Regions from separate parts of the Homo sapiens genome. Here region 1 is linked to region 2. The links are chromatin contacts, found by Hi-C or POLR2A ChIA-PET in ENCODE. All regions are on one chromosome and are shown on one strand. Each heading gives the region's core, a stretch centred on a gene start or an enhancer-like site at or near the end of the contact. The rest is flanking DNA. Distances are from core to core; before and after follow the strand shown. Region 1 overlaps KIF1B (kinesin family member 1B). Region 2 overlaps UBE4B (ubiquitination factor E4B).

Evidence for each region. Hi-C counts contacts between places; a loop is a spot of excess contacts on that map. ChIA-PET counts read pairs that join two places held with the same protein, here RNA polymerase II (POLR2A). Pooled maps may share reads with other maps.
Region 1: a pooled map shows a loop between it and region 2 (2.5-fold over the local background). The contact joins two enhancer-like sites. A Hi-C loop is called at or near these places in 2 of 37 single-sample maps with no recorded cell type and 12 of 50 pooled maps. POLR2A ChIA-PET finds 5 or more read pairs at or near these places in 1 of 52 experiments (activated T-cell).

The regions. Positions count from the first base shown.
Region 1 is chr1:10,284,228-10,289,354 of GRCh38, reverse strand. The region is part of intron 15 of KIF1B (kinesin family member 1B); the gene reads right to left. Among named protein-coding and RNA genes, the nearest start is that of KIF1B, 76 kb to the right of the region's middle. Within about 2 kb of position 2,979, at least 7 of the 41 ENCODE cell types and tissues checked have a DNase peak (open chromatin) inside an H3K27ac peak, as active enhancers do.
Region 2 is chr1:10,158,822-10,163,736 of GRCh38, reverse strand. UBE4B (ubiquitination factor E4B) reads right to left here. Exons shown (of 28, transcript NM_001105562.3): 23 at 2,451-2,595. It also overlaps the pseudogene RNU6-828P. Among named protein-coding and RNA genes, the nearest start is that of KIF1B, 49 kb to the left of the region's middle. Within about 2 kb of position 2,441, at least 10 of the 41 ENCODE cell types and tissues checked have a DNase peak (open chromatin) inside an H3K27ac peak, as active enhancers do.

The DNA.
Region 1 (5,127 bases), core at 1,730-4,229, 130 kb before region 2:
TGTTGCTAGAGCAGCATGTCTGAGGACTGAGAACGAATACAGTAGGAGATAAGAGAACAGTGTACTAAGAGCTAGAACTGGAGTATTCACAGGTCTCTGTAACATGGGTGAATCAAGGCTGAGTGAGGCCCAGACAGAGAAATGAAGGACAAGTAGCAATTAGGCAAAGAATGGAAGGAAAAGGAGTACAAAAAAGGGGGACGAGCACATGCCAAAACAGGTGAAAATGCTGGTCATGGAGATGAAGTAAGAAAGTCAGATGATGATAATGAAATATAGTAATGATGCTAGTAGTGATTAACAAGGAAAAGTGTTATAGTTCATCAAACACTTCAATGTATGATTCATATGATAACAGGTTACTAACGAAGCCTGTGACCCCAAAACGTAAATATCTACACAGAAAGGACTTGTGAGTAATAAACCTTAAGTTGTCTAGTGTTTGACTTTCTGGATCTCTTGGACTTCCAGAATATTACATGACTGGATGTCACCTCAAAACAAAAAACATACCAAAGGCAAGGCAAGGGAACACGTGAAAAAAGCAAGAGTAAAGATTCAAAGCAGCAGCTGCAAAAGCAAAGTAGTATATGAGTTTGGTGGAACAAATAGGAGGGTATGATTTAAAATAAAATTTAAAAAAAAGAGAAAGATGAAGAACAACAACAACCAGCAAAGGTAGGCAAAGAGCAAAACAGATTAAAGAAGGAACCTGGGCATCAGTAAGGCAGCCATGTAGGAGGTACTTTTTCAGAAAAGAGTTATACTTACAAGGTGGAAGAAGCTAGAACAAGTCTGCAGTTGGGGGTGGCAAGTGACAAAAACCACCTGAAATGGCTCTCATTAGGCTTCAGAACACACACAGAGGCTCAAAGGCTAAAACAGCTACCTGAATGGCATCTCTACACAGTCCTCAGCAGAAATGATTACCATGCAGTGCACATGCCGCCCCACAAATGGAGAACAAAAGTGTCATACTAGAGGGCCAGCGAGCAAGACAAATCCACACAATTCCCTAAGGAGTGAGAAGGCCAAGAACCAAGTTTTCAATAGTTTATCTATAAAGCACCACAAAAGTTATTCAACAACCACTAAGAGTGGTGTTAAACGCTTCTGCATAAGTGAGCTATGACTGCACCACTACACTCCAGCCTGAGCAACACAGTGAGCCCCTCTTTAAAAAAAGAAAATGCTTTTGCATATGACTGCTTTTTTCCTTTTTTTTCTTTTCCTCCCAGCCCCACCCTGCATATGATTTTAAATAGGCAAATACAAGACAAGCTGATGATATAACCTACATAATTTTAAGGTCTATTAAAGATAGCTGGGTAGAAATCTATACAATCTTCTCAAAGTGAAAACCTTCAACAGACAGGACAACAGGATGCACCCGACCTAAACAAGGCATCTTGACTAGTACTTATTATAGTACTAACCACAATAAACCACTGTTGATTATGGAATACAAACTGACATATGAGATATTTTAAAAATATTTCTTCCTAGTTGATTACCTTCAGAAAAAGGTTATTTCAGAGCAGAGGATTATCTAGTCATATTAAAGCCATCCTATTTTGGGGCAACTGTAGAACTCACTCTAAGAAAGCAAAATTACTGTCTAGGAATCCTCTTACCATTTTGCAGCCAACTCTAATATGACTTATCTAATTTTACTTACCAACTGAAGGGTAAATCAGAACATGATCTCTTTGCAGAAAAGAGATTTAATGAGTAAGGTACAACTTTTATTTTTATTACAGTTTTCAGCTGCAATTTTTAGGTTGTCTAGAAAGCTATTTTTAAAAACTTTGGGGGAAACTTAGAGAAAATAATAACTGTGAGTCACATTAGCACAACTTCAGGGCTGAAAAAAGCCTGCAAAATCGTTTATTCTGGAACCATTCACGAGATAAGAAAACTGGACCAGAGACAAGAGTTCAAGATCAGCTGGCTCACATGGTGAAACCCCATCTCTACTAAAAATACGAAAATTAGCCGGGCACAGTGGCACGCACCTGTAGTCCCAGTTACTTGGGAGGCTGAAGCAGGAGATTCGCTTGAACCTGGAAGGCAGAGGTTGCACTGAGCCAAGATGGTGCCACTGTGTTCCAACAGACCAGAGAAGCTAAGTGAGCCCACACTACTCACTGAGACAGGTCTAGAGCTATTTGCTGACTCACTGTTCTTTCTTCAAATAAAACAGGATCAATAGGCTTTCAAGTAAATGTTCTATGAAACAGTTCACCCTAAGTTAAGAAAAAGTGAAGGATATTCTGTTCAAGCCTGAGTAGCAAACTTAGTATAAATAGGGAAGCCAAGTGCAAAACAGCATTCAGTCTCAGGAGCATCAACTCATTCTGCTGGCAGGCAGGCATGCTGGTGTCCAGGGCTTCCCATACCCCACTCTAGGGGCCTAATGTAAGATGAACTTGAAATGTGGATTCATGGTTCAGAAATGAGGGGTTGAGGAGATAAATCTTTAATCCTCCTCCCTTTCTTTGAAAAAAAAAAAATTCCAAAAAACAGAGGGACACCAGGAACTCTTCTTTAAGCTCCGAGGAATGCCAGGCTCAGGTGTCATTCACTCTTTGGTCTCACGTCATATCTGTCTGCATCTCTAGTTATTTGTATAGCACTGGTTAATAAATTATGTTCATATAGCTAAACAATTTAATCTCTTCTTGATGATGATTCAGTTAAGGAAACACAGAAATCACCAGGACAAGTCAGAAATATTTCCATGAAAAACACTTACTACACAGAACATTTGTTGAAGCCATTGAATCACCAAGGTTTTACTGTACTGAACATAGCATGCTTCCTAAGTGGGTTCCAAATGTGGCCCTTGGGCTGCTTAGCACAGCATTTGCCCTTGCCTGCTTCTGTAATGGATATTTGTGGATATTTATAGGCTAAGCCTAAGCAACGGCACTCACAGTACTGACTGTGATGCCAGACTAATAAACACGAGAGCTGTGGCTACAGCTGCATGTTTAAAACCTTATTTGACAGGAAGACCTGGCATGGTGGCTCATGCTTGTAATCCCAGCACTTTGGGAGGCCGAGGCAGGCAGATCACCTGTAGTCAGAAGTTTGAGACCAGCCTGGCCAACATGGCGAAACCCCGTCTCTACTAAAAATACAAAAATTAGCCAGATGTGGTGGTACATGCCTGTAATCCCAGCTTCTCAGAAGGCTGAGGCAGGAGAGTTGCTTGAACCTGGGAGGCGGAGGTTGCAGTGAGCCGAGATCGCGTCACTGCACTCCAGCCTGGGCAACAGAGCAAGACTCTGTCTCAAAAAAAAAAAACATCTTTACAATGGTGTGACATGAGTACCTAACATATGGAAAAAGGCTATTCAGTGAACAAAGCCACAGCAACATCATGTGTAAAAACAGTATCCAATCAACTGACCTTTTTTAAAGTCAAAAAGAAACAAAGGGAAATAAAATGTTAGGAAAATAAACTAACCTCCTCTATTGCTGTTTTCCATTATAATATTTTTCTCCTGCAGCACCATGCCTTAGGAACCCAGTTCCTAGATATTCTCAAGCATTTCTACTGCACAACCATTGCCCTGGCGCTACGGATGAAAGATGTTATCTGCGTGCAGCATTAAAATGCAGGTCTGCCCGAAAGAAATTCTCACCATTCACAAAATAAGAGCAGAACTAAGGTGCTTATGCTTCAGTGAACTACCACACTGCATTAAAAACTCAAGACAACACAAAACACTAAGGAAGCTGTTTTCTTTCTAGAATAAAACTAGGGAAAACAGAAGAGTTCTTTATTTTGGCGTAAGGAAGAATTAAAACAGAGAAATTTGTTTTCTGATTGAAGTAATACAGTTTTGTCTTGCTTTAGTGGGACATAGGGAAGTCGGAAGGAGAGTTCCCTGAATAATGACAGTGTTATTCCCTAGAAATTATTTGGAAGACACTGGGTTACCTGAATCTTGAAGAGTCTGGTTAATGTCTTGACTCCTAACATGTGACATTATTTTCAATTGGTCCCACTTGGCAGTTAGGGAGAAATTTCTCCTTTACATCAAGAGGAAGGTCAAAGGAAAGGGTAATCTCAAGTGTAAGAGCTAAGGCTTTAATAAGCAAATAGTTAAGACTTAAGATCCCCAAAGAAAAAGAACATTTTATATTAAGGACTCAGTAAGTGGGAGTTTTACTTCTCATTCCCAAGGAGCTCCCTATTTCTCACTCTGGCTCTGAAAAGAGCCCTGCAAAGCAACATGGTCACTGACGCCTATTGTGAGAAAATGTGTGAATGGAGTCTTACCACTCCTCTTCACTAAGGTCTTTAGTAAAATTTCAAAGTCAATTTTACCAACAGTAAAAGTTACCCTGCAGCCTACAACATTTAATGGAAAGATTTCTCACTCCTTCTCCCTTTGCTAGGTGTTGCAGAACTTCACTCACTTTCCACTTACATGTTCTGAAGGAAGAAACAAGCACATTATTTTTGTTTTTGTTTTTTTTTTGAGATGGAGTCTCACTCTGTTGCCCAGGCTGGAGGGCATTGGCGCAATCTTAGCTCACTGTAACCTCCGCCTCCTGGGTTCAAGGGATTCTCCTGCCTCAGCTTCCCGAGTGGCTGGGACTATAGATGCACGTCACCATGGCCGGCTAATTTTTCTATTTTTATTTATTTATTTTTTGAGACAGAGTCTCACTCTGCCGCCCAGACTGGAATGCAATGGCGCAATCTCCAGGCTGTGCAACCTCCGCCTCCCAAGTTCAAGTGATTCTTGTGCCTCACCCTCCAAGCAGCTGGGATTACAGGCGTGTGCCACCATGCTTGGCTAATTTTCTTATTTTTAGTTGAGATGGGGTTTCACCATGTTGGCCAGGCTGGTCTTGAACTCCTGACCTTAAGTGATCTGCCTGCCTCAGCCTCCCAAAGTGCTGGGATTACAGGCATGAGCCACTAAGCCCGGCTTAATTTTTTTGTATTTTTAGTAGAGATGGGGTTTCACTGTTGGCCAAGCGGGTCTTGAACTCCTGACCTCAGATGATCCGCCCACCTTGGCCTCCCAAAGTGCTGGAATTACAGGTGTGAGCTACCGTGCCCGGCCTTATTTTTGTTTCTAAAGCATGTTTTTTTGAGATAGAGTC
Region 2 (4,915 bases), core at 1,192-3,691:
AAATAAAATATAAGACCAGCTTGGGAAAACTAGCAAGACTCTCTCTCTTTAATATTTATTTATTTATTTGAGACGGAGTCTCACTCTGTCGCCCAGGCTGGAGTGCAGTGGTGCGATCTTGGCTCACTGCAACCTCCGCCTCCCGGGTTCAAGCAATTATCCTGCCTCAGCCTCTCAAGTAGCTGGGACTACAGCGGCGTGCCACCACACCCAGCTAATTTTTGTATTTTTAGTAGAGACGGGGTTTCACCATGTTGGCCAGGATGTTCTTGATCTCTTGACATTGTGATCCACTCGCCTCGGCCTTCCAAAGTGCTGGGATTACAGGCGTGAGCCACCACCCCTGGCCTAATATTTATTTTTAAAGGATGGAATGCTTTATGAATTTGCATGTCATCCTCGAGCAGGGGCCATGGTAATCTTCTCTGCATTGTTCCAATGTTAGTATACGTGCTGCTGAAGCAAGCATGTGAGACTTTGTCTCTATAAAAAAAATTTTTTTAATTAGCCAAGCGTGGTGGTACATGCTTGTAGATCCAGCTCTTTGGATCTACAAAGGCTGAGGCAGGAGGATCACTTGAGTCCAGGAGGTTGAGGCTGTGGTGTGCTATGATCCTGCCAGTGCACTCCAGCCAAGGCGACAGATCAACACTCTGTCTTTATTTATTAATAATAATAAAAAACAAATAAGTAAATAAAATATAAGCTGGGCATACCAAGCACTGTGAATGGTATAAAGTGGGTGTTACAGAAGTAAGGAGAAAGGTGAGAATTTTCAGCTATGCTGATTGGCGAAGACAAACCTGAGGGAGTATTTGGATAGGACCTTACTCAGAGAATGGGTAGAACTTTAATACATAAGAAGAAAAGCAGGTATAAATGGGAGCTAAACATTGGTACACATGGACGGAGACGGGAATAACAGACACTGGGGACTACAAGGGAGGGGAGTGAGGGAGGAGTGAGGGTTGAAAACTACCTATTAGGTATTATGCTCACTCCCTGGGTGACAGGCTGAATCATAAAGCCTCAGCATCACGGTATACCCATGTAACAAACCTGCACATGTACCCCATCCCCTGAATCTAAAATAAAAGTTGAAATTAAAAAAGAAAAAAAAAAAAAAAAAGTCTGGGCGCGGTGACTCACGCCTGTAGTCCCAGCACTTTGGGAGGCTGAGGCGGATGGATCACCTGAGGTCAGGAGTCCAAGACAGGCCTGGCCAACATGGTGAAACCCCGTCACTACTAAAAATACAAAAATTGTCCGGGTGCAATGGCTCACGCCTGTAATCCCAGCACTTTGGGAGGCCGAGGAAGGCGGATCACAAGGTCAGGAGATCGAGACCATCCTGGCTAACACGGTGAAACCCCATCTCTACTAAAAATACAAAAAATAAGCCAGGCGTAGTGGCAGGTGCCTGTAGTCCCAACTACTTGGGAGGCTGAGGCAGGAGAATCACTTGTACCCAGGAGGCAAAGATTGCAGTGAGCTGAGATCGTGCCACTGCACTCCAGCATGGGTGAAAGAGCAAGACTCCGTCTCAAAAACAAACAAACAAAATACAAAAACTAGCCAGGTGTGGTGGCAGGCGCCTGTAATCCCAGCTATTCAGAAGGCTGAGGCACGAAAATCGCTTCAACCGGAGAAGCGGGGATTGCAGTGAGAAGAGATCGCACCACTGTACTCCTGCGTGGGCGACAAGAGTGAAACTCCGTCTCAAAAAAAAAAAAAAAAGAAAAAGTGAAGAAAAAGCAGTCCCCACTTTGACATGAGAACCCCTTATGGAAATCAGTTCTGATTCTGAGCCTGACAATTCCAAGAACAGAATCAATAAACCTAAGCCAATCTAAGAAGTCACCAGCAACTGTCAAGGGCCTCATAAGCGACCAAGGAAGTATCTCAGTGGCTGCTACGCACGTCAGGAAAGAGCACTGGTACTGGCACGGCACGTGCTTTCCATGGAACCTGGCAAGCCAGGCCTCTTTTCTATTAATAACTGAATATAAAACCCAAGATCAACTGAAAGGGAAAAAACACCCCGCCAGGATCCTGAGTGATTCACACAGTTGCCTAGAGAAGCCCATAGGAACAAATCAAATTCTTGTCCAGCAGACATAATTCTAGAGATTTCTTTCCTAATTATGTTCATGAATATTAATATATTCAGACAATAAAAGCTCATCTCCAAAAAAGCCCTTTAAAATTAAAAAGGCAGAGAAAGTTTTCAGTGTACATTTTCAAAGACTTCTCAACCCATTTCTTAGCTTCAGATAAGGTATTTAAGAATTTTCCTATTCCAATCCTGCAATATGATTTCATGGAAGGAAAATCCCAGCATGTCAGATCGCATATCATCAGACCCACAAATGCAGCCCCAAAGCAGCTCTGCCCGTGTGTGGAGGCAGATGGCCTGCAAAGCTGTCCAAGCCTCTGGACCACGTCCTCACCCGGGGCAACTGGTCCCACTGTTCTTTGTTCTTCATCTCTTCCTGCACTTCATGGATTCGCTTCAGAGACTCCAGACTTTCATCGAGCAAAAACGTCGTGTCGTTTATCAACATGTTTATATAGCGAACAAACTGCTTCCCGGAGCTGGAAAGGCAATTATATTGTACATGGTCATACATCTCCCTGAAGCAAAATGCCACAGCAAATCCCAGGGAACAAGCACCTCCACCCAGACTGCAACTATCTCACCCTAAAAGCCTGGCTACCCTGGCACAAGTCAGGCACTATGGAATTCAAGGACCACCAAGCTTCTCTTTAGATTATGTTAATCTTGTTTCTTTTTGAGACAGGGTCTCACTCTGTCGCCCAGCCTGGAATGCAGTGGCACAATCACAGCTCACTGCATCCTCGACCTCCAGGGCTCAAGCAATCTTCCTGCCTCAGCCTCCTAAGTAGCTGGAACTACAGGCACACACCACCACGCCCAGCTTTTGTATTTTTTGTAGAGACAGGGACTTGTTATGTTGCCAGGGCTGGTCTCAAACTCCTGGGCTCAAGCGTTCCTCCCACCTCAGCCCCTCAAAATGTTGGGATTACAGAGATGAGCCACCACACCTGGCCTGGATTTTGTTATTCTTTTAAATTGTTTATGATAAGCTCATTCCAGTGGTATTTGGAGCCACCTTGCACGGCTGATGACAGTCAAGTGCTAAATATTCCAGAATTTTATAACCAGATTCCCCTGGCACCTTAAATTGGGCAACAGAGGAAACAGTCACACCATGGAAAACCAGCAAATGCTGACTCCCCCACCCTGCTTCCCAGAGCAGGCTTACCAGCACACCCCTAGCTCACTCCCTCAATGTTTTTAAGGAGAGAAAACACTTCTTCCAGACTAGAACAGGAAAAACGCATATACTCACCAATATACCAAGAAAATGCAAATAATTAACCACATACAACAGATAAGAAAACAACTGATATAGTTATTCCTTATCACAAAGACTGACGCATGGAAGAAAAATTGGAACCTGTAATATTGATAAAGTGGGATATTAACTTACTTTAAAACTGGAAGCCTCCAATCTAAGGAACTGTTCTGCAGATCGTGTTATAATGAGAACTTGCTGGTGAACTGAAATAGCTTGGCCTACCTCTGTTAGACTCTGGAGATGCCAGATTCGTAGAGAAAAAAAGAAGCTACACTTCAGGGTCTACAACTGTGCAACTACGGGGTGGTAAGCCCATGCTGGAGAAGAGAAGTTCCTGTGAACAAGTGCAGGAGGCCTCGATCTCAGGAACATGGCAAGTTCAGGACAAGCGCTCCAATCAGCACCATTCAGACCAAGCCATGGGCCTGCCTCGTGCCAGGCTTTAGCTGGAACACAATTCTGACCATAAGAGCAGTTTATGGAAACAAAAAGTTAAAAAGTTTGCTTCACAGAAATCTATCTGGCAAATAGTTATTCCACTGGTAATTTGTATATTATTGACTAGTAATTCGGTTAACAAGTATAGCTAGATTTGATCAAAGATCTAACATGGGTTGCAAAAGATCCAAGTAGGTGGGATAAAATTTTTATTTATTTATTTATTTATTTGAGACGGAGTCTCACTCTGTCGCCCAGGCTGGAGTGCAGTGGCACCATCTCGGCTCACTGCAAGCTCCGCCTCCCAGGTTCACGCCATTCTCCTGCCTCAGCCTCCTGAGTAGCTGGGACTACAGGCGCCCGCCACCGCGCCCACCACCATGCCTGGCTAATTTTTTGGTATTTTTAGTAGAGACGGGGTTTCACCATGTTAGCCAGGATGGTCTCGATCTCCTGACCTCCTGATCCGCCCTGCTCGGCCTCCCAAAGTGCTGGGATTACAGGCATGAGCCACCACGCCCGGCCCTTAGATGGGATAAAATTTTTGAAGAATAATTCAAGAGTTCAGCATCTTCATCTCCCTTTTGTTTTTAGGCACTGACAGATAATTTAGATGGAATTACTAATGTCCAGGTTTAAGCAGTCACTCAGATTTCAGGTAGGTATATGAAAAGTCTTTAATTAAGGTTTAGGGCCTTACCACAAAGAATGATACTTTAAATGACAACTCTGACCTAATTGTTGCAAAATCTAAAGTCCTTCCAACATTCAGGAACTAAGATTTCATTTCACTCATTCTGACAACTTCATTTAACACTGTCATCGTAGAAAACACCAAAAAAACACTTAACCCATCATCTCAGCATATTTATAGGATCTTTTCTTTTCCTTTTTTTTTTTTTTTTTGAGACGGAGTCTCGCTCTGTCACCCAGGCTGGAGAGCACTGGCACAATCTCGGCTCACTGCAAATTCTGCCTCCCGGGTTCAAGTGATTCTCCTGCCTCAGCTTCCCAAGTAGCTAGGATAACAGACGTGCGCCACCACACCCAGTTAATGTTTTGTATTTTTAATAGAGATGGGGTTTCACCATGTT